Regions from separate parts of the Homo sapiens genome. Here region 1 is linked to region 2. Evidence: chromatin loops called from intact Hi-C (ENCODE). Cell type or tissue: heart left ventricle. All regions are shown on one strand. Links, peaks and the distances in the headings refer to the core of each region. The heading gives the core; the rest is flanking DNA.

Region 1 (8,000 bases), core at 1-8,000, 64 kb before region 2:
AACGTACCTTGGATCGAAGAGCCATATTCTCTTCTTCCAGTTCCTTGAGCTTTTCTTGCAGCATTTCCAACTGCAGCAACCCTTGAGATAAGCTAAAGGACTCATTGAACCGAAGAGGTGTAGAACAGCTGGAATCAGTTTCACTTTCTTCAGAAGCAATGGAGACGATTCGAAGTAACTCATCTTTCTTGCATAGCTCATGCTGCAGCTGATTAACCTGTCCATATAAAATGCTTGATTTTCATGTTCTTTATTTTGCATTATTTATAGCAATATAGCTTCTAATTCATGGAACAATTATTTTTCATCACAAAAGAAAATCACAAAATCAGCTGCTAGGTTTTACTGACTAACGCAACAAGTACTAAAAAGAGAATAACAAACCCCAGATACCTCCTAAGTTACAATTTTAGAGCATTAATTCAACAGTACAGCTTTTTTCCCTCCTAGGTGAGAAGAAAAGCTAATTTTCTTATTGTATATATATGATAGGAATATAGGAGAAAAATTCACGTAAGATAATAATACATTCATAGTTGAAAACATGACAAAACTGAAGAACCTTCAAAGTATCAGAATAGATCCCTACTTCAAACTCTTATCATAAGGGCTTGTAATTTTAAGATGTATATCACTGTGCATGTCTTCCTAGGAGTACTGATTTTAGTTCTCGGAACAAATAGTTTCAACCTAAAGGCTCAAATGCTATCATCCATAATGCATTCATAAAATACAAACGAAACCAGATAAAAATAACAAGTTACAGAAAATTTGAAATGTAACCATCCAAGTTAATAATAAGTCAGTTCTCACTACAAACGTTTATTGCTATAGAATAAATATATTTTCAAAGTTTCTTTTTACTTTCTTCCTTTGTTTGGTTTTTGAATAAAGATACCCACATATTTGGGTACCTATTTTTTAAAAATAAATTTCAGATAAGATCACACACAAAGTCTACACAAAAGGGTATGGATAGTTTTAATATCTAAGCAGGGTGCCACAGGTATTACAGATACTTAATATAGACTTTAAGTTGACCAAGGTAGTTACGTGAGTTCTCCTCTGTACAATTAACATTTAATTTCTCTACTGATTAGTTTAATGGACACCAACAAAGTGAACAAGTACTGGTGTTATTTATCTATTGCCATCATTTCAGGGACACCTAGGAAAATAAATTTTCAATTGCATAAAACCTAATTATTTCATACTGCAGACATTTGATCAAAGGCTTACTTGATCAAAGGCTTGTCCCAATTGCTCCTCCAGGGATTCGTTCTGCTCAGATAAGACATGGTTCCGCTTTAAGAGAGCTTGTCCAATTCGAGCAGCGAGTTCCAGATCACGATCCCTCTGTTAAAATACCAAATACACCTTTTCTTTGAGTATAAACAAGGTTAAATGGCAGTTCAGAAATTTTGTGGTCAGTTTTGGTAAAATCAAAAGCAACGTCCTAGAAAGCATCAAGATTCATTCATTCATTAAAATGAATAAACACAGGGTCTGGCACACAGGTAGTGCTTTAAAACGTTGGTCAAATGGATGACCACCACTGTTCTAAATGCAAGAGGACATCTCTTTTCTTGATATCAAGTGAGATTTATTGATCATCCTAGTAAATTAAGAGTCTAGCAACCCAAACTTTAAACTTACAATTTTGGGGAATTGGAAAATCAACATAGTCTTTAAAAATGAGGATAGGGTCTGTACAGTAAAAGCTCAACAAATATTTGTTGAAAGCAATTGTGTATCAAGCATGGTAATGATACAGAATTAGGTATTTAAGATATGGATCAGGTACGTATGTAAAAAAAGAGTTCCATTTAGGGCAAAGCTTATGTGCATTCAGCAGCTTAGAGGGAAGTGCAGCCAAGAGCTCTGTTGTCAACTGGTTCAAGAATGATGATATGAAATAAAACAGGAGATAAAAGACTGGAAATTTTGAGGCCACAGGATTCTGCCTAGAGTATAGAGAAGAAAGAAGTCTCAAGAAGCTGGTGGTAATGCAGGGAAGTCTGTAGAAAAGTCAAGCAATAGGCTTCCACCCAGAGTTATTATTTCTGGGCAGATAGTGATACTTCGCAAGGGCATAGGAATTCCATCTGTGTGGTAGTGGTGAAGACTGTATTCTATAGGATAGAAAACTGTCAATATACATCTCACTGCCTTATATATGATCTGCTTACAGTAATTATTATATAAATAAAATTAAGCTTCTATCCTTTCTCTCCATAGGCATATGAAAATGGAGGGATTATCTCCACATTTTTAAGGCTCATTTTAAATAATCGCTAAATGGCATACATAGAAATCATTCTGGAGAGCTGGGGGGAGAGGGGAGAAGGATATGTTAAAGAAAGACTGTCTTCCATAAGATCAACTGAAACAGGTACAAAGGGAGACCTCTACTGATTGCCAACTAGAGGAGATACACTATACATATTAAAAATGCCATAGACAAAGTGAGCTCAAATCACAGCCCAAACTAAAAGTAAAAAAGGGGAGATGCTCCAAACTGCAGGTATTGATTTGCAATGATAATGATACTGCTTTCTGAATGGGCAGCTCTGCTGTAGAGTAAGTAACAGCAGGCATTATTTTAAAATGATTTTTTTTTTAAGATTAATGCTTTTCTAGGAAGGGGAGGCAAGTCAACACCATTAAATAAATAAATAACTAAAAATCCTGTATAGCATTACAATAATAAACTTTAGGAAACATTCTACTTTGAAATGTCAGTTGTTCCAGTAGCAACAACCTTATACAAAATAACCCAGAGCACGTACAACATTTTCCATTTGATGTGCAAATTTGATAGATTCCAAATGATCCTCAAGTTTTACCTTTTTGTACTGGAGAAAGAAAAGATATTCCTACCTCTGCCAGGAGATGTGTAACCATGTCGATGTCATTGTAAGTTTTGGTCATCTGCTCCACCCTGTCTGTGCCTAGAACTAATATAGTTAAAAACAACTATTTATAGGCTTTAGCAATAATGAAAAAATTTAAATATTAATAAGAATTGAGAGATAACAACAACAAAAACCCCAGCCTTTTACAAAAAGTCATTCAGGAGAATAAAAATATATGTGAAAAAAAAGAAATGTTTCATGTATTAGACACTCAAGAAATAGTCCAATCATTACAAACGAAGTGTATACCACACAATAATTAAGAAAGTATCAAATGATCAAAAGGCAGTCACATCTTGACTATCTCCTCCTCCCCTGGTAAGACAGGAAGTTTGGCCACTCACTTATGAGAATCTTGGCTGGGAGAATGGATTAAATTACTGATTGCTTTACAGTCTAATCTAAATTAAAGTTACTAAGGGGTATCAGTGAGGGGTTATGCTGTTATAAAGGAATTTAATTGGAATTCTGCTGTGATTATCATAACCATCTATGATCATCTACCATGTGAGCTAATGTAAACAAGGAACAGGATTTGAAGGACTTTTTCTGGTTCTGTTATGAACCATAATTCCTTTAGGCTTAATTAAAAACCCTTTACTTGTATAAAAATCTTTCTCCCATCTAGGTCTCAGCTATAAAATAAATTGTATGCTACATTATTAGTTGTATAATTCAAGCCCTGTATTTCTGCACTTCACAAGTTCAGGAATTGTCAATGTACCTGGATAATTTAGTTCAAAAGAGAAGGGCAAATATGACTCCAATGATTCCAGTCACACTAAACAGTATCTTAAAGTTAATAATGCATAACAAAAGAGGGCTCTTTTGACTTTGAACATGATACGTTACTGCAGAACATAATTCTGTGTTTGACTTAGACTCTTTTATTATAACTAGTTTGCCTTGAAGTGTGAAAAGGACAGGGGCTTTGGAGTAGAAAAGCTGAATTCATAAATTTTAGTGAGCTGGAACAAGTCACTTAACCCTTCTGAGATTCAGATAATAAATATGGAGGTGATAACACATCTCATGAGGTTATTAAGAGGATCAAACATGATAATCTACTAAGCAATAAAGTATTCGTTAACTGCTACGTATCATATAACTGTTTATAGTTACTACTCCTTAAACAGAACTGGTAGGTATGAAATGATTCTGACTTTAAATTCTCTGAATTGGCAGTAATTCATAGTTCCATAGTCCCATCTTAACACTTTAGGGTGCCCACGACTGAGTATGAAGGGATATCATTAGATATGTTTTACTTTTATCTGAGCTTATTTTCTCCCTGGCACCACTGACTAAAATGAATCTGGGAATTACCTATAGCTTAATTATTAATAATAGCCTTATTCCTAGTTAAAAGTAAAACAAAGTGCTGGCTTGATGGTATTGGAGATAACTAAAAAAGATTTAAACTGAAAATATAAAAACTTTTCTTAAAAGCTAGAAATAAACATTTGTACTCCAAAAGAATTTATATTTACAAATAGAGAAACTAACAATGATTTAACCACAGTGATAAGGGAAGCAGACTTTTGGGCCTAAGGAATAGACACAATATAATTTGGTAGCATAGCGGGAACAAAGGATTAAATAATTAAGGCAAATACTTACAGTGAATGGTCTCCTTTACTTCTGGTCTCAATAACAAAATTATGGGAAAAATATAAAATCAATATATCCATGCTCTAAACTAATTACAGAAAACCAGACAATGGTTGTAAACCCAAATGTAATATAGAGCAATGGCTCTTAAGTCCAGATTCCGATTTAATTAATTTCAGGGAGCCCTGTGGCGCTGGTAGTATGCAGAAGATTCCCAGGTGTTGAAAATGACCTGGAGCCAGGAATTAAAACCACCAATCTGGGGTTAACACCCAAAGCAAAAATCAGGCATCCTATAGGCTCAGTTAAAATCAGTTTTTATACAACGAGTTTAACAAACACATGACATGACTGACCAGAGTTAAAGATGAAGTGGCAGATTTAACTTGGAGTAAGACCAGTAAGTTAAGGATATAAAAACAACTGTGAACCACAAGTCATATATGATGAAAGGGGAAGAAAAAAATGAAGGACACAGTAATACAGTGAAGAAATGTTTAGAATAAAATATGTTTTAGTGAGGAAAAATGAAAAAATATTTCCTATAAATGCTTACCATCTGTCACAGCATAAAAATTTAAAGCTGAACCTTAAGAAGTTATCTAGTTTAATGATCTCACTTTCTTGTATGAGGAATCTTCTCTGAGAGAAATTATGTGGCATGTTCAAGACCACGAAGAAAGCTATTAGTGGCAAAGCTGGAATTTTAGTATGGAGATGATAATAACGCTCATCTCACAAGGTCATTAGAAAAAACTCAGATGATGTAAGAGTCCAGTAATGAGCTCTTTCCACTGTGCTGCTGTTTCTACCGCAGCCCCACTAAGAACATAAAAAAGACCTTGTCTAATGAAATACCAGCATATACACCTGTGAATGCATGTTATATAATAAAACAGCATAGATCCCAATTTTGCTTTTTAAAGTGTGAGCATATCTATAAATATCTATATTCAACAGAGCCTGAAAGGATATACATTAAAATGTTAATAGTGGTTATCTCTGGGTAAGGACTATGGCTGATCTGTTTTCTTTTCAGCGTTTTGCCAGTTTTCCATAGAACAAATGTTATTTTCCAAACAGAAAAAAAAAAAAAACCCACAAAAACCCAGGAACCTTTGTTAAAAAGTTTCAAAAAGCAAAAATGAACTTTAAAATGCCTAAGTATTTGTTATGGCAAAAAAGTTAGATAGTGCAATCAGAATTTTCAAATTCTTATGTCGAATGCGCAACCTAGATACTACCAATCCACAAAGGCTGGGCCTCTTCAGTTGCACAGAAAGATGTCAGGCACAAAACAGAAAGGAACAATGGATTTTTCCTTTTCCAATGGAAAAGAACAATGGATTTTTCTCTCTGCAGTGGAATCAGTTCTGTCTTCTCTTCCTTAACACAATACTCCTGATAAAGACATGCTGCTTGGAATGATTCCAAAAGTACTCAGGGCAAAACTCTTAAGTGTTTAAAGTCTTGGCATTTAGACATTGTAATTAAATGCTTCAAAAACCACAGACTAGTTCTTCACCATAATTCTGTAGCCAGGAATGTAGAGGTAGCCAAGCAGGTTGTCTTTGTTAAAATCAATCCTATCAAAACCTATTTTCCCGTCAGTTTTCGTTGTTGAAAATATGTTAAATGATACAGAAATTAGCAATGATCCTTGCTTATTTCCAGACATAGACTTCCCTAACTCTCTAAAAAAGTATTTATACATCAGGGAGACGATAGATATTTTTACAGAACAATTTTGCAACTTGGTTTCCAGAGGTTGTTAATTAATGTTCAACATTTTTGGTGTAATGTTTGGAGAATCTAATGTTCCTGAAAATACAGGGTGGGAGTTTAACATACATAAGCACTTCACTAATCCTTACTTTATGTTCTGTCCCTGCATAATTTCACATTAACTAGCTCAATCTCACATTATTTTCAGGATGGGAAACACCAATGATAATCCATTCTAATATCTGTCATTTACATGAGATGGTGCTTGATAGTTCTCTCATATGTCCCTTCTCAAGATCTAAAGTTTTTACCACAACTATAGAATTTCAAAAAGAATTCTAATCTTGCAGCACTCTCCAACTTTCCCACACCAAAACCAACAAAAACAACAACAAAATAGAAATGAAACACAAACAGTGCCCACATGGCATAGTAAAAGCTACAATAGCTCCTGACACCTACAGGCAGGTCTTGAGGTTTTAACCCTAAAGCAGTGACCACAGCCCTTGCTGCTACGATATAGCAAACATTTCTGCCTTCAAAATGACTGAGAGAAACTGATGATACACACCATCTAGGGCAGTCTTTCTCAACAGGATTCCAGGGGAGAATCAGGCCCTACAGACCATTTGAATGACAATTTTCTCAATTCTCCCAAGAATTGTACAAAGCTAGTACATGATGCATGGGTGATAAGGTAATCCACTGTATAAACGCTAAGTGTCTTAGGGTGTATAGCTTAATTCTCTTGTGGAACCGAAGGAGAGAGCTTATCTAAGGGAAAAATAAATCTGCTAACCTCTATGACTGGGTTTATGGTTAATGCTTCCTGAACTTCATCAGTCATATGTTCTTTTCTGCCAGTACAGGTTAATAATTTTTGAGGGCAGAGCCTGAGGAAAAGTATACCTACCAATTGGAAGTAATAATTTCTATGACCATATTTATCTGCAAAATTATACACTCTCTCCGATTCCTTAATTCTCCAATTAATGTCACTGTGAAATGGCCATTTGCTTTGGTTGGCAATGCTTTGTATCAGTGGTTCTCAAACTTGTGTGTGCATCAGTATCACCAGGAAGACTCTTTAAAACACAGGCAGCTATGACTGTCTCACCCTTAGAGTTTCTAATTTTGTAGGTGGAGTAGGGGGCCCAAGAATGTGAATTTCTAACAATTTCTCAAGTGACATTGATTGCAGGGGTCCACAAAGAACAAATAAACTAAAGGGCACTTTCTGTGACGCTTTGTCAAAATAATGACAAACTAAATTTATCCAGATGAAATTTCAGTTTGAAAGTTCTCAGCAATTTAGGCCGGGCGCAGTGGCTCACGCCTGTAATCCCAGCACTCTGGGAGGCCGAGGCAAGCAGATCACAAGATCAGGAGTTCGAGACCAGCCCAATCAACATGGTGAAACCCCGTCTCTACTAAAAATACAAAAATTAGCCAGCATAGTGGCGCCCGCCTATAATCCCAGCTACTCAGGAGGCTGAGGCAGGAGAATTGCTTGAACCCGGGGCGGGCAGAGGTTGCAGTGAGGCGAGATCGTGCCACTATACTCCAGCCTGGGCAACAGAACGAGACTCCGTCTCAAAAAAAAGAAAAGAAAAGAAAGTTCTCAGAAATTTAAACACTCAATGAACAAAGGGAACTAGAAATAAGAAATACTGTTCCTTCTAAAAATGTTTTTCCAGAAAAATCTCAAGCAAGCAAATTCTCAAACTAAAACGTCAAGAAAGCCTTTGG
Region 2 (17,214 bases), core at 3,920-11,919:
AGAAAGAAATTTTTTCAAATATTGAAGTTATCTTGTTATAAAAGCCTCTCATACAATGTGTTTATACTTTTCTTTTGACATACTTTTTCTTCCTAAATAGTATGTCAGCTTCACCCCACTGATTGATGATGTGATAAATCACATGTAGGTGTTACATTTCTTTATTGGCAATAAATAATAATAGAACCATGGGTTAATATGCAGAAAAATGTAAATTGCGATAATAAAAGTAAGTCTCTTTTAATTTGCTTTGAGTTATAATTAGAGATGTTTATCACCTTTAAAAACAATTATTTTTTCACTCAATATGTGGCTTAATGTGAATAAACATGGTTTCTATACTTAAGATAGCTGAGGATCAAAATAAAAATAATTATAATGAATTCAGCAGAATAATCTTTGGCTAAATATTCAGAAGAAAACCTCAGTGATGTTGACAGACAGAGTTAAAAATTAACACCAACAGTTAAAATGAATTATTATGACATCAAGAAAAGAGGGCAAGGATCAGTGATAGCACCAAATAAAATTCTCACATATATGAAGTTTGTCTGCATGCCCAGCCACTTCTCCCTTCTCTCCCATGCTGAGTTCCTCATGATGTGGATCCTGGCTTCAATTCCAAGTTTCTGCAAGTTGCCCTTCCTCTCTTTTCCCCACTGTAGTCATTAGACCTTTTTGTATCTACATACCACCCCTGCTTATCCTGTAACTTATTTTTCACTTATATAATGCATTTCTGACTTCCAGGATTGCTTCTGCACTTCAAGAACACAAGTTGAATCACTCAGACCTGAAAAACAGTCTGAAACCAGTATCCATCAATACTTGGTAAGAAAATGGTTAGGCTGGATGCAGTGGTTCACACCTGTAATCCCAACACTCTGGGAGGCCAAGGCAGGAGAATCACTTGAGCCTAGGAGTTCGAGACCAGCCTGGGCAACATAGTGAGATCTCATCTTTAAAAAAAATGGTTGAGTACAATGAATGCTCTAACTTTGCCTTCTGTAATACTATTCACTCCTACTTCTCTTCTATTTCTTTTTCTTTACAGTGTCCTTTACTATTTCTTCCTCCTGCCATTTTCCAGGAGTCTATAACTGGCCATTTCTCTTCTTCCTAAAGTGGCTCTTCCTAAAGTGGCTCTTCCTAAGCAGTTTCACCTGTTCCTATGACTTCAGTTGCTCAGATTTCAGATTGTCCTGGAGTTACCACAGGTTTCCTGAGGGGACCCTGGCATCAAGCAGAACTGATGCTTCTCAGATTTTTACCTGCAACCCCAGACTCTTTCCTGGGCAACAGACGTGTCTCTAGAATACCTCCAATTGGATTTTTCTAAGGCATCTCTACTCAGTTTGAATAAAACCTTAATCTTCTTTCAAACCCACCAACTCATGGTATTTCCTACTTTGTCTAATGAAAACTCATCTACTATGTCATCCTAACTAAAAACTTTAGAGTTATCCTCACACGGCCTCTACCTCTGTCCCCATATTTATTATCTGTCTCTGAAATGCCCTGGGGTCTATCCCCTACTTCACATGAGCACTGCTACTGCTCAGGTCTCATTGTCTCTCACCTGGGCTCTTGCAGGTGGACTCCTTGCCTCTAGGCTCCTAGACACACACATAGTCTTCTCCCACCACTCACATCTGTTCAGTGTTCAGTAATGCTACCAATACAGGCCTGCTTGTATCGCTTTCCAGCTTTGAAACTTCCATTGGCTTCCTAAAGCCTATGGGATAAAGTCTAAATTAGCATAATATGAGGGCTCTTACTGGTGTAGAATATGTCTTAGTTTCATTCTCTACTTGAGATACTCTTCTTTCTTTTCTGCCTCTGAAATTCTTCCTCATCCATAAAGAATTGGTTCAAATATTGTATCTGTGAAGCCTTTCCACTTACACTTTTTATTTGGTTCTGCTCCCGTGTATCTTAGATATATCTAAGGATATTTCTTTGGGATCTTTTCCTCTCCTTATTCCGTACTTTATACTGCATTTTTTACTACAGAATGGAACCTACCTTGCAAATGCCTTATTCACTACAAAATTAGTGAATCCCAGTTAATTTTGCTTATAATTTAACCCCCAGTCCTATCTTCAGCTGTCTTTATTTCTGTTATTTGGCTTTTTATTCATTAATACCCTAGTCTTCTGGTTACCTGTCTCTTCATAAAATAGGAAGTAGTATCTGAGGGGTTTTTTAAAAAAAAATTTGGAGTACATAGAAGATGTATATATTTATGGGGTACCTGAGATATTTTGATACAGACATATGATATGTAATAATTACTAAATGGGTAAATGGTTTATCTATCACTTTAAGCATAAATCATTTCTTTGTGTTATAAACATTCCAATTATACTTTCAGTTATTTTAAAATGTATAATAAGTTATTGTTGACTGTAGTCACTCTGTCATGTTATCAAATACTAGATCTTACTCATTCTATCTAACTATATTTTTGTACTCATTAACCATCTCCACTCTGCCCTGCACCCCTTCTTGGCCTCTATTCTCTATCTCCATGAGTTCAATTGTTTTAATTTTTAGCTCCCACAGGTGAGTGACATGTGAAGTTTGTCTTTCTGGGCCTGCCATATTTCACTTAACATAGTGTCCTTCACTTCCATCCATGTTGTTGCAAATGGTAGTATCTCATTCTTTTTTGTGGCTAAATAGTATTCCATTGTACATATGTACCACATTTTCTTTATCCATTCATCTGTTGATAGACACTTAAGTTTCTTCCAAGTCTTGGCTATTGTCAGTAGTGCTGCAATAAACATGGATGTGTATATATCTCTTCAATATACTGATTTCTTTTCTTTTGGATATATACCTATCAGTGGGATCGCTGGATCATATGGTAGTTTTTTTTTTTTTTTTTAGTTTTTTGAGGAACCTCCATACTGTTCTCTATAGTGGTTGTACTAATTTGCATCATCACCAACAGCATATGAGGATTCTCTTTTCTCCATATCCTCACCAGCATTTGTTATTGCCTGTCTTTTGGATAAAAGCCATTTTAACTAGGGTGAGATGATATTCCCTTGTAGTTTTGATTTGCATTTCTCTGATGATCAGTGATGTTGGGCACTTTTTCATGTACCTGTTTGCCATTTGTATGTCATCTTTTAAAAAAAATTATTTTTATTTCTATTTTTTTTAGAGATGGCATCTTGCTTTGCCACCCAGCTGCACTGCAGTGGTGTAATCATAGCTCACAGCAGCCTTTAACTCCTGGGTTCAAGCAATCCTTTCACCTCAGGTTATTGATAAGCTATGACTACAGGTGTGTATTACCACACCCAGCTAATTAAAAGAGGTCTCACTATGTTGACCAGGCCGATCTTGAACTCCTAGCCTCAAGTGATCCTCCCACCTCAGCCTCCCAGAGTATTGGGCTTACAGTCTGAGCCAATGTGCCCAGAACTGTATGTCTTCTTTTGAGAAATGTTTATTTCTAGATCTTTTGCCCATTTTTAAATCAGATTGTTAGATTTTTTAAATTGGATTGTTTGAGCTCCTTATATATTCTGGTTATTAATCCCTTATCAGATGGGTAATTTGCAAATATTTTCTCCCATTCTGTGGGTTGTCTCTTCACTTTGTTTTTTCTTTTGCTGTGCAGAAGCTTTTTAACTTGCTGTGATCTCATTTGTCCATTTTTGCTTGATTGCCTCTACTTTTGGGGTATAACTCAATTAATCTTTGCCCAGACCAATTTCCTGGACAGCTTCCTCCATCTTTTCTTGTAGTGATTTCATAGTTTGAGGTCTTAGATTTAAGTCTTTAATCCATTTCAATTTTATTTTTTAATATAGCAAGAGATAGGGGTCTACTTTCATTCTTCTGCATACGAATATCCAGTTTTCCCAGCACCACTTATTGAAGAGACTATCCTTTCCCCAGTGTATGTTCTTGGCTTCTTTGTCAAAAATGAGTTCACTGTAGTATGGATTTATTTCTGAGTTCTCTGTTCTGTTCCATTGGTCTGTGTGTCTGTTTGTATACAAGTACCATGCTGTTTTGGTTATAATAGCTCTGTAGTATAATTTGAAGTGAGGTAATGTGATTCCTCCAGTTTTGTTCTTTTTGCTTAGGATTATATAATGACCTTCCATGTCTCTTTTTATAAGTTTTTCCTTGAAATTTATTTTGCCTGATATATGTGTATATCGATTCCTGTTCTTTTTCGGTTTCCATTTATATGGAATATTTTTCTTCCACTATTTATTTTCAGTCTATGAGTGTCTTTATAGGTGAAGTGTGGTTCTTGTAGGCAACAGATAATTGAATCTTTTTTTAATCGATTCAGCTACTCTATGTCTATTCATTGGAGAGTTTAATCCATTGACATTCAGTGTTATGATTGATAAGGACTTAACTGCTGGCTTTTGTTATTTGTTTTGTATTCTCTTCCTTCCTTCCTGTCTTCTTCTTTTTTGTGAAGTTTATTTTCTCTGGCAGTATGTTTTAGTTTCTTGTTTTTTATTTTGTTGTGTGTGTATGTGTTGTAGATTTTATGATTTGAGGTTACCATGAGGCTTGCAAATAACATAACATGTTATTTTAAAGTGACAACTTGACACTGATTGCAAAAACAAACAGGCGAAGAGAACTAATAAAAACTGTACACTTTAACTTCATTCCTCCTGTTTTTTAAGTTTTTATGGTTTCTATTTATATCTTCTTGTACTATTTTGAAAAGGTATTGCAGTTATCATTTGTTCATCTTTTAATCTTTCTACTAAAGATATGAGTAGTTTACACACCACAATTACAATGTTATAATAGTCTGTTTTTATCTGTGTATTTATTACCAGTGAGTTTTGTACCTTCAGATAATTTCTTACTGCTCGTTAACAACCTTTTCTTTGAGATTGAAAAACTCCCTTTAGCATTTCTTGTAGGAGAGGTCTGGCATTGATGAAATCCCTCAGCTTTTGTTTGTCTGGGAAAGTTCTTCTTCCATGTTTGAAGGATATTTTCACTGGATAAACTATGAAAGTTTTTCACTGGGTTTGGTGGCTCACACCTGTAATCCCAGCACTTTGGGAGGCCAGGGTGGGTGGATCACAAGGTCAGGAGATTGAGACCATCCTGGCTAACATGGTGAAACCCCATCTCTACTAAAAATACAAAAAATTAGCTGGGCGTGGTGGCACACGCCTGTAATCCCGCCTACTTGGGAGGCTGAGGCAGAATTGCTTGAACTTGGGAGGTGGAGGTTGCAGTGAGCCAAGATTGCACCATTGCACTCCAGCCTGGGTGACAGAGTGAGACTGTCTCAAAAAAAAAAAAAAAAAGGTTTTCCTTCAGCACTTTAAATATGTTGTGCTACTCTCTCCTGGCCTGTAAGGTTTCCACTGATAAGTCTGCTGCAAGATGTATTGGAGCCCCTTTATATGTTCTTTCTTTTTTCTTACTTCTTTTAGTATCCTTTCTTTATCCTTGACCTTTGGAAGTTTGATTGTTAAATGTCTTTTTTGGGTTAAATCTGCTGGGTGTTCCATAACCTTCTTGGATACTGGATATTGATATCTTGGATACTTGGATAACTTCTTGGATACTTGGATATTGATATCTTTCTCTAGGCTTGGAAAGTTCTGTGTTATTATCCCTTTGAATAAACTTTCTATTCTGATTTCTTTCTCTACCTCCTCTTCAATGCCGATAAATCTTAGATATGCCCTTTTGAGGCTGTTTTCTAGATCTTATAGGTGTGCTTCATTCTTTCATATTCTTTTTTCTTTTGTCTTCTCTGTATTTTCAAATAGCCTGTCTTCAGTCTCACTAATTCTTTCTTCTGCTTGATCAGTTTTGCTATTGAGACTCTAATGCATTCTTCAGTATGTCAGTTGAATTAGAATTTGCTTGATTTTTAAAAAATTATTTCCATCTCTTTGTTAAATTTATCTGATGGGATTCTGAATTCCTTCTCTGTGTTATCTTGAAATTTGTTGAACTTCCTCAAAACAGCTATTTCAACTTCTCTGTCTGGAAGGTCACGTATCTCTGTCACTTCGGGATTGGTCACTGGTACCTTACTTTGCTCATTTGGTGAAATCATGTTTTCCTAGATGTTCTTGATGCTTGTGGATGTTCATTAATGTCTGGGCATTGAAGAGTTACGTATTTATCATAGTCTTTGAAGGCTGAACTTATTTGTACCCATCCTTCTTGGGAAGGCTTTCCAAGTATTCACAGGGAATTGAGTATTGTGATCTAAGTCTTTGGTCACTGTAACTCTATCTGCATTAGGGACCACTTCAAGCCCAGCAAAACTGTGACTCTTGCAGACTCACAGAGGTACCATCTTGGTGGTCTTGGGTAAGGTCTGAGAGAATTACCTGGATTACTAGGCAGGGAATCTCGTTTTCTTCCCTTACTTTTCCCCCAAACAGTTTCTCTTTCCATGCTGAGCTGCCTGGAGCTGGGCGAGGGGTGACACAATTACCCCTGTTGCCACCACCACTAGGACTGCACTGGGTCAGACCTGAAGCTCAGCACAGCACTGGGTCTTGCCCCAGGCCTGCAGCCACCACTGCCCAGCTGGATGTTCACTCAAGGATACCAAGGGCTCTTCAGTCACCAGGTGTTGAATCCAGCCAGGCTGTGTCCTTCTCTTCAGGGCAGTGAGCTCCCCACCTGGCCCTGGGTGGGTCCAGAAATGCCTTCTGGGAGCCAGGGCCATGGGTCAGGAACCTTAGGAATCTACTTTGTGCTCTATTCTACTGCAGCTGAGCTGGCACCCAAACCACAGGACAAAGTCCTTCCCATTCTTCCCTCTCCTTTCCTCAGGCAGAAGGAGTCTCTCCTCATGGCCACCATTGTCCCAGGCCCATTGCAGAGTCCTGCCTGGCTATTGCCAGTGTTCACTTGAGGCCCGAGGGCTCTTCTGTCAGCTTGTGGTGAATATTGCCAGGCCTGGGTTTCTCCCTTCAGGGCAGTGGGCTACCCTTTAGCCCAGGGCCAGTCCAGAAGTGCTATCCAGGAGCCAAGGCCTGGAATCAGGGACCCCAGGAGTCTGCTTGGTGCTCTAGCCTACTGTGGCTGAGCTGGTACCCAAGCTGCAAGACCAAGCCCCCTTTACTGTCCCCTCTCCTCTACTCAACCAGAAGGAGCCTCTACCTGTGGCCACCACAGTTGGGAATGTGCTGGTTCACACCTGAAGCCAGCATGGCCCTGAGTTTCACCCAAGGCCCACAGCAGGTACTGCCTGGATACTGTTGATGTTTATTCAAGGCGCAAGGTCTTGGTCAGCAGGTGATGGATCCTGCCAGAACTAGGTCCTTCCCTTCATGGGAGCAGTTTCCCTTCTGGCCCAGGGTGTGTCTAGAAATGTTGTCCAGGAGCTAGGGCTTGGAATGGGGGCCTCAGGACTCTGCCTGGTACCCTATTCTACTGTGGCTGAGCTGGTATCCAAGTTGCAAGACAAAGTCCTCTTTATTCTTTCCTTTCCTCTCCCCTCCTCAAGGGAAAGGAAGGAATCTCCTGGAGCTACAAGCTGCACTGCCTGGGGTTGGAATAGGAGTGACAGAAGCACTCCCTTGGCTGCCCTGACTAGTGTCTCACTAGGTCATGGGCCCCCCAAGTCCACTGGCTCCAAGCCCAGCACAGCACCAGGAATTGCCCTGGAATTGCAGTCCTCATGGCCTAGACTACCTTTCAAGTTTATTTAGGACCCCAGAGGGCCTCAGCCTGTGGTGGCAGACAAGGCTTGCTGGAATTCAGGTTCCAGCTGCTGGGATGGGTGATTCCCCTCTGGCTAAGGCTGATCTAAATGCTCCCTCCTTGGGCACTGGCTGCATTCTTTACTGTGTTGCTCTCTGCTGTGACAGGCAACACTGAGTTCCAGTGCAAAGTCCCACAATCACTGCACTCTCCCTCCCCGGGGGATGCGGGAGGGGAGGCATCAGCTATTCAAGACTGTCTTTCCTACCCTGCTCAGTGCCTCTTTCAGTGATAGGAAGTTAAAAACAGGTACTGTGATAGCTCACCTTATTTTTTATTCTTACAAAGGTGCCTTCTTGTTTGGATAGTTGTTCAATTTGGTGTTCCTGAAGGGTGAGGGAAGATTGCTGGAGGGTTCCATTCAGCCATCTTTATCCACCTCCCTCCCAGTCTGAGTTTTAATTTAAGTAATTCCCTTTGGGTGAGGCAGAAAGGAAAGTGATTCTTGTCTCCATGCTGTTACTGAGAGAGAGGCCTAGAACTAAGCAAACGTTCACAGCTGCCACCTGAATCCTTCAAACCTTCAGGTTGGAGCCTTTTTATAATTTAAGGATTGAAATGTCACATCTCTCTCTGTTAGTAGACTTAGACTAAAATCTTCAGTGAGAGAAGCAGAAGCATAATCTGAAGTCTCTCATGGAAAAATGAATTGGAAAAGTTGTATAATGTAAGTTGACACCAGCTGGAAACTGGTGCCTGATGACTAGAAAAACTTCCTTGTGCGCTCTCTGAGTCATGCTGTAAAACACCATCTGTTGTCTTTTCTTTGGACAACTTGTTCTCCATTGGCCTGGACTTTATAGATAGAATTAAATTTTATGTTAAAATATCATGTTTGGAGGACAGTCTGGTTTTCCAAGTGATTTATGTCTCCTATAACTTCGGAAACCCCTCTATCTGTAGGAAAATTCATTTTCTATAGTTAACCTTTGCAAATGAAAGGCTGTGATGTTTGAGCTGAGATGCTTTTTAAAATAATGCAATTTTAGCATTACAGTGATTCATGAGAGGCCATCTGGTCTAATTTTCAACTAATGTAGGGAGTGTTCTCTACAATATCTCTGAGAGTTCATTGTAGAAATTTAAATAAAAAGAGCTCCATCATAGAAAAATAGTCATCATAGAAAAATAGAAACATACAGAAAGGTATGTTTCACCACAAGTAAAAGTCTGGCAGGATCTCTCTGAAAACACTTCAGAGTGCTATTCATTGGCTTGATTATTGAACTATGATGTAGGGTCTGTTCCTCAGCCTCTTAGGATCATAAACTGGATTTAGTCAGCAAACCTAGAGTGGAGCCATATTTCAGTATCAGATCCACATTAATCAAGCTCATTACAAACCCAGTCTCCCAGTGCCAGAGGAAATGGTGCCCTTACATTGTATTATCAATCCACTCTTATAGAAAAGTTACATGGGAAACCAAATCATAATTAGAAGCAGTTTAATGTATAATGGAGAAGTAATGACAGCTGTCAAAGTACTTGAAATTCATATCACAGTACTTCCTTTCGCTGCAAGCAGACATTTGTGGGCATCAAAACTTTTCTTTTCCTAGCCTTCCAATTGCTGACCATTCCCTCTTCACTTCCAGTTCTTGTACCTCCCTGTAGCTCAACTACTGTCAATGGTGGTCGTCCAACCTCCAAATATATCAATGGAGAGAGGATAATGGAAAGAGGCAGCTTGATGCCTGAGCCACACTTGGATGGCACCGGTTACTCCATATTTCTTAGGCGGAACTGAAATCTACTTCCTGGAGCTTCTATCTGTTGATCTCAGCTCTTCTCGCTGAACAATTGTTTACCCTTCTATATTAGTCTTTTGGCCACTTGCAAATGGCAACTATATATATTCTTAATATTTTCTTTTCCAGATTAAATATTTCCAACTCCTTCATTGTTGCTGGAACCTTCACCAATTTGGTTGGCCTTCTCTAGGCATCACCATTTTACAATCACCATTTTACAATTCCCTCTTAAATTGTGGTGTCTCAATTATCCATGGTGCTCCAGATACTAATCATTTCAGAATACAGTGAAACTCTTGTCTCTTCCAGTCTGCTCAATTTTGCTTCTGTAAATGTAGCTCAATATTGTGCTTTTATTTAACCTTCTCTGTCATGGTATTGACTGAAACCTCTGAGTCATAAACCTGGTATCCTCAATTTTGTATTTAGGCTATTGGTTTTTTGTTTTTTTTTTTAACTTAAGTGTAAGGTTTTGCATTTATCCTTGTAAAATTTTACTGATCTGGGCCCAGTTTTCTAGCTGTTCAGGATGATTGTGAGTCCTGCCTTTTTTTTTTCTTTTTTTTTTTTTTTTTTTTTTTGGTAATTAGCTATGCCCAACAATGCATGATCCATACTTTTTCTTTTTTCAAGCCAGCCTTTTTCAGTTTCAGGAAGTCATTAAAAAGTTTAACAGAGCAAAGGCAAGGACTTTGCCATAATTTTTGCTTTCTATCATCTAACTGGTCAAATGAAAAAGAGAAGTGAGGTTAGTTTGGGATGATTTACTCTTAGTAAATCTGAGTTGTCTTCTTGTGATTACCATGTGGCTTTTTAAAGTGCCCATAATTCACCTATTGAATAATTTGATCTCTGACTTTGCTGGGCAACAGCATCAAGCTTGCCCCTTTGTAGTTTTCTCCCTTTTTGAAAATTGGGTCATTGTTTGCTACTTTTATTCTGGTTTTTCATCTGAGTTCTATCATAGTTGCAAACTTCGTATCCTAAGTGTAATTGCCCTGGGCCTGGAGGTTTGAACCTACTTAAAACAACCTGTTTAGAGCTTTGAATACTTATTTACAACATGTGTCCCTTCTAGTTTAAATAAGACTAATTCCCCAATGGAATAGATGGAAGCAAAATAGAGGCTGATTAGTTGTGATTTTAGTCCATCACCCAGTAACATTATGCCGTTTTTTTCCAAGCCTGTGAATTATAAGCCTTAGCTCATTACATCTCTAGCCTTCCCGACAGGCTTACAGGTTGATATCACTTAAAAAATTTTTAAAGCTGTTATATGTTCTTTCTGTCTCTTTTATGTGGTCATTAAATCTGAGTTTATCTGAAGACTACCTGTTTTAAAGAAACTGAATTGCTTCCATCAGATTGTAAAGAGGCAGAAAAAAAGAGAAACTAAATTGCTTTATTTTGATTTGTTTTCTCATCAGGATTATTTCCAATCGTATAGTAGAATTTCTTTTTACATTCTTTCATTCCTCTTGAACAATAGTCAGCCTTATTTATCTTTAGCCATGGGTTTATAATTCCTTTTTTCCTGCTCTCTTAAAGTTTAGGGAACATTTAATCCTGTCACTGTTTCAAACTCCATCTCTGTCTCTTGATTAAAAAGAGCCAAGAATGTGAAAAGGAGTTAACACAATTCCTAGCACATAGTAATGTTATTTTTCCCCTTTCTTCCTTCCCCTGCCATCTGTCTGTAGAGGCTCCTAAGTGTCCTTTGGAGTAGTTATGTCCATTGGGAGACCCTCATGGTTATCATATGAAGCCAGTAGTTTAGGCTTCTTTTTCATACATCCATGTTATTTCACTGTCACTGTATTCAGGTGCAAACCTGACTCTCACTCCAAAGCACACCATGAGACCTCCTATCAGTACTTGGTCATTCACTTAGGAGGTCTGTCTTCTTTGATTTTTCTTTCTGACCTCCCATCTGATTCATCTTGCAAAAAACTTCATCAGCAATTTTAATAGGCTGCAGTCTGGAAACTGTTCCTTGACTGTTAACATCTTCAGTAGCAGAGCATGTACCTTGTGAAATATGGCTCTAGCTTAAAGCAAGAGCACAAGCATAGAATATCCCTCACAGGTCCCTGCAGCTCTTCGCTTGGTACATTTGTCAGCTATCCTGAAGAATTAACATTCTTCGCAACTCCTAAACATTTTACTGGAAATTACACTGGGAAGTATTCCTTGCTATCTGTAAATCTGCTTTTCCTGCCCTCTCCATAGGCTAACAGCTTTCTACCTAACATCAATGAGCAATTGGTAAATTCATTTTAGATCTTAAAACAGTGTCTTAAGCCACCTTGCAGTACCTTCCTAATGAGCACCTCTGTGTTTGAAAATATAACACCAGTGTTTTATATTAGGGCAGGGGGACCAAGAAGTTCATCTATTTTGTTTTTATCTTTAAAAACAAATGCAGGTTGATGAGCCAACCCTTTCCTGGTCACGTCCATCCACTAGAGCCAGTGAAGTACTATGTTCCACCAACGTTTCTCACTATGAGCTCCAAGTAGAAATAGGTAATAATCCTGAATTTCTAATTGACCCTTCAGTGCTAGAAATTAAATTGATGACAAAAAGATTATTTTGTGGGCAAGTGTTTTTCTGTTGTTACCTCCAGCATAAAACTAGATGCTAATTGTGTCAGTCAAGTGGATTCAATTAATTTATGTCTATCTTAAAATAATGACTCAGATTTTTTCAAGATTACTGTCTAGAACGTTTACTTTTCCATTGAAGTACATTTAGATGAGGAAGACACTAAATACTTATTATTTGTGTGTTTATTGTGGGAAGCATCTATTTTATGGGTATAATTTCTACTGGGTATGAAGTAAAATCAAGTCATCTAAATCTTTTCAGTCACAATCCTTTAAATTGCTTCTCAGTTTAAAAATTTATCTAAAATATCATTTGTAGTAGAAAGCTTTTTCAGTTAAGTGTGGAATAGGATGGGTTATTGTTTATAGCTTTACATATGTGAAACATTTGCTCTGAATATTTAGAAACATCTATTAAACACTACACACCGGTGATTGTGTTAGGTGCTAGGGAAACAAAGCATGGTAGAACACTTGGAATTGACATCATCTCTGGGAAGATGAAGACACAATATAGCTTCGTTTTATGCACTGGAGGGTACTTTAGTAGAGGTATGTCCTAAGTGTTATGGGAACAGAGAAGATGGAGCATACAACGAACCACCTCTGGGAGTTAAGAGAGATGGCAAAAAGGGGCTGGATCTTGAATGAGGAAGAGTTTGCTAGATATTCTAGTCATAGGTTTTGTTATAGACAACATAAACAATCCTGGCTAACTTAAGTGAAAAAGGAATATTTGAACAGTGCTGCTAACTCACAGAATTATTGGCTAGAGAACTAGGCTTGGAAGAAGCCAAGAGAAGCTGCATGACAAGGACCAGGACTGTGGAATAGGAGCAGCCTAGTGAATGTACTGCCCGCCACCAGACGCTGGCCCCCTGCTGATAGCTCTGACGACTGCTGCTGCTTTGTCCTTCACTCCGTACTCCAGTTGGCCAAGCATAGGTCGCATGCCAGGGTCAAGGAGACTAAGGGAGAGTAAGGATCTGACCTTTTTGAAATAACACAAAGTGGCAAATGCCCCAAAATTAGAAAGGAGTTTCAAATGGTGCCAATTCTAAAAAGGTAAAAACATGTTTACCTCAGTAAATGACTGAGGAAGGATGGTTAGGGGAGAATACCATATAGTTCCTCTGTGACTGCAAGTGGGAACAAGGGGAGAGTAGGCAGTGGTAGGAGATGAATCTGGAAAGGCAGGTTTGGAACACGTTGTGAAGGACTTCATGTGGTTGGATTTAGAATGGCCTCCACAACCTACCCTCCTTATTACTCAGAGGATTTAAGGTGGAGATTTGGAATTGTCCTTCCGCTAGAGAGACATTGTGGAATCATGATGACAATAATAGCATCTAACAGGCATTATGCTGAACATTATGTATTTTTTTCTTTAACCCTTTGCCACTCCCATTTCGCAGATGAGGATACCGAGGCTCTGAGTCATACAGTTAGTGATTTGAAACCAGATCTTTCTGACTGTAGGATCTAAGCTCTCAGCTGCTGCAGGACCTGCTATTGATAAAATGCCAAATTTAAAACAACTCAGGCAACAGTCAGGAAGATGTAGTAGATCAGCAATGCACAACCAGAAGTGTCATCTTCATTACCTGTGTCTTTTTTAAAATTACAGCACCTATATTCCATCACAGAGCTACTGAACCAGGGTTTCTTGGGAGTAGGGCCAAGGCAGAGGCATTTTGCAGTAGTTCCCTCAGTAATTCTGGTGTGTGCCCTGGCTGAGAATTCAGGGCATATGAGGGAGTCACTGCATACATCCAGGGCAACAGGACAGGGCTCAAACTAAGTCAGTGATGCTGACACTGAGGGGAGGAGACGAATTTGAGATTAACTTCATTTCAAAAATAAAACTGACAAAATTTGGTGACCATGGAGAGAGGGAGGTAACTAATATTTATTAGGTGGCTGCCAGCAGATGCCACTCTAGGTGTTTTACATTTAAAAAGCTGATGATATCAAATGCTGGTGAGTATGTCAGGCAGTGACAGCTCTTATACATTGTTTGTGGGAATATGAAATGATTCAGCCACTTTTGAAAACAATTTGGCAACTTCTTATAACGTTAAGCATATGTTTATCACATGACCCAGCAATCTCACTCGCAGATATTTGCCAAAGATAAATGAAAACACATGTCTACTTAAAAACCTGTATAGGAATGTTTTTGGCAGCTTTATAGTCACCAAAAACTGAAAACAAGCTAATAGCCACCATCAGCATTATAAATGGATAAATAAATTGTGGTATAGCCATACAATTGTTTATTGCTCAGCAATAGAAATTAATTGCTGATACATACAGCAACGTGGATGAGTCTCAGAAGCATATGCCAAGTGAAAGAAGCTAAACACAAAAGAAGTTGACAACTGTGTTCTTTTTGATACCATTTATGTGACAAAAATCAGATTGGTGGTTGCCAGGGACTGGGAGTGGGGATGGGATTGCCGAGTAGCATTCCATTGTGTGAGTATATCGCAATTGGTTTATCAAGTCACAATTTTAGTCATCATAATAGATATGTAATGGTGTGTCACTGTTTTAATTTGCATTTCTCTATCTTGAGCATCTTTTCATAGGCATATTGGCTGTTCCTATATCTTATTTTGTGGATTGCCTGTTTAATCCTCTGCCTGTTTTTTAATTGGATTGCTTGATAAGTATTATTAATACTTTGAATCAGTAGTGTGCCTTTTCATTTTCTTAACAGTACTTTTTGAAGAGTAAGACTTTTCAATTTTGATGATGTCTAAATTGTCAGTTTTTTTTCTTCTTTGGTTACTAACATGAGTTTTATGTCTGATTACAGGAAGAGGATTTGACAACTTGACTTCTGTCCATCTTGCACGGCATACTCCCACAGGAACACTGGTAACTATAAAAATTACAAATCTGGAAAACTGCAATGAAGAACGCCTGAAAGCTTTACAGGTAACAATATGAAGAAAATGATACACAGTTGGGCCTCTGTATCCACTGGTTCCACATCTGCAGATTCAACCAATTGTGAATAGAAAATATATATTTTAAAATAAATAATACAATAAAAAATAGTACAAATAAAACACAGCATAACTATTTACATAGCATTTACATTGTATTAGGCATTATAAGTAACCTAGAAATGATTTAAAGTATATGGGAGGATGTGCATAGCTTATATGCGAATATTATGCCATTTTATACAAGGGACTTGAGCATTTTTAGATTTTAGTACATTTATGGGGTGGTGTGTAGGAGGCGGTCAGGGGATGCAGTCCTGGAACCAATGCTCCATGGATACTAAGGGGTGATTGTATTTAATATAATGTTTATTTGAGGAGATTACATCTGTAAGAATTTTCTCCCCCAAACTAATAGTTCTTCTGTTAGGGAAATACAGATTTCTTCTAATTAACATGCAGTTACAGAATTGGAAAGAATACTTGGAAGCCAGGTTCATTATATGAAAGAACAAATATATTCAAACTTTGGTAACTGCTGCTCCTTCAAATGAATATCATATTCAAAATGCTAGTCTGGAGTTTTACAATACTCCTAGTCAGTCCCATCCTAAATAGTCACATAGGGAAATGGAAGAAATCAAAAACAGTTTCCTTTTCATCCAGTTAAGCAAAATTAATTTCTGAATAACAAATTTTGACAGAATTGCATTTCAGGTATCTTATAATACCATTTTTATCGTCACTAATCATTTTTTATATAAAGGGGGAAAGGATTTTATTTGGATATTGTTCCAATTCTTTTTTTTTTTTTTTTTTTCGAGACGGAGTCTTGCTCAGTCGCCCAGGCTGGAGTGCAGTGGCGCGATCTTGGCTCACTGCAAGCTCCGCCTCCCGGGTTCACGCCATTCTCCTGCCCCAGCCTCCCGAGTAGCTGGGACTACAGGCGCCCACCACCACGTCCAGCTAACTTTTTGTATTTTTAGTAGAGACGGGGTTTCACCGTGTTAGCCAGGATGGTCTCGATCTCCTGATGTCGTGATCTGCCTGCCTCGGCCTCCCAAAGTGCTGGGATTACAGGCGTGAGCCACCGTGCCCGGCCCCAATTCTTAAAATATTTATATGTGCACATGTATATTACACAAACAAAAAAAGACTAGGAGAAACTATACCAAAATGTTAACAGTGGCTCTCTGTGAGGTAGCAATAGAGGGATTTTTATGTATTTTTAAATGTTTTTATGATAAGAACATAGAACAGTTGTTAAGAGTATGACCCTAGAGGGAAACTAAGTTCACATTCTACTTCCACTTCTTTTTATTAATTGCATGCTTTTGGACAGGTTTTCTAACTTATTTTTAAGTGTTGTCTTCTGAAAAATGGGAATCATAATATCACATACTTTGTGGAGTGGTTGTGAGATTTAAATAGATAAAAGCACTAAGAACAGTGCTTTCACTAATAAGCACCCTTGAGTATTAGCTGCCACGACCGCCATTTTCATCATAAGGAAAAAACAGTTGTTTTTAAATGTCTTGTCTCTTGTGTGTTTATCCTAGAAAGCCGTGATTCTATCCCACTTTTTCCGGCATCCCAATATTACAACTTATTGGACAGTTTTCACTGTTGGCAGCTGGCTTTGGGTTATTTCTCCATTTATGGCCTATGGTAAGAATGCTGGTTTTAAATAAATTAACTTAGCCTAGATGTTATAATTATATAGATGAGTTGGGATTTTAGATTTATGATTTGCCACATTTAATTTATAAGTCTAATGACTGATTTTAGATTTCATGGTATATTTCTATATCTGGTACATGTTGAATTTTAGTCTGCAGAAAAAAGTAAGAATTGGTATGATGATCAGTGAACCACCACTGCTTTTCCAAGAATTCCGTGCCTTTGCACAAGCTGTGTCTTCCCTTCAGCTTCCTTCCCCTCTTTTAATGGAGACCTACTGTTATTCTGCAGGAAGAAGTTGTTTTTCCACCTCTGCCCCCCATCCCTGTCCGTTTCACTGCATTGTAAACTATTTCACTGTATTAGAAACATCTTTGTGTGTGTCCATGTCCCTCACTGGACTTGTGCTTCTTGAGGGCCGGGATCATTTATATATTTTTTATTTGTGGTGTCCCCAGGTGCTCACGTAGTACTTAGCAC

The links. Hi-C counts contacts between places; a loop is a spot of excess contacts. Peaks named below come from ENCODE experiments on the same cell type or tissue, not always from the same donor. Only the 100,000 strongest peaks of a DNase experiment are listed, where the experiment ranks them.
Region 1: it touches region 2 in a loop (3-fold over the local background); 54 of 110 quality-filtered maps call a loop at or near these places.

Annotation. Positions count from the first base shown.
Region 1 is chr2:201,398,138-201,406,137 of GRCh38, forward strand. It overlaps TRAK2 (trafficking kinesin protein 2), which reads right to left. Exons shown (of 16, transcript NM_015049.3): 4 at 2,881-2,957; 5 at 1,240-1,356; 6 at 8-217. Among named protein-coding and RNA genes, the nearest start is that of FLACC1, 45 kb to the left of the region's middle. In heart left ventricle, for the core only: no CTCF peak of the experiment used is centred there; no DNase peak of the experiment used is centred there; H3K4me3 peaks cover 342 bases; H3K27ac peaks cover 4,684 bases.
Region 2 is chr2:201,458,034-201,475,247 of GRCh38, forward strand. STRADB (STE20 related adaptor beta) reads left to right here. Exons shown (of 12, transcript NM_018571.6): 3 at 751-831; 4 at 11,920-12,019; 5 at 14,922-15,043; 6 at 16,614-16,722. Among named protein-coding and RNA genes, the nearest start is that of STRADB, 15 kb to the left of the region's middle. RefSeq lists an enhancer at 6,649-7,148. In heart left ventricle, for the core only: no CTCF peak of the experiment used is centred there; a DNase peak (open chromatin) is centred at 7,599; H3K27ac peaks cover 2,893 bases.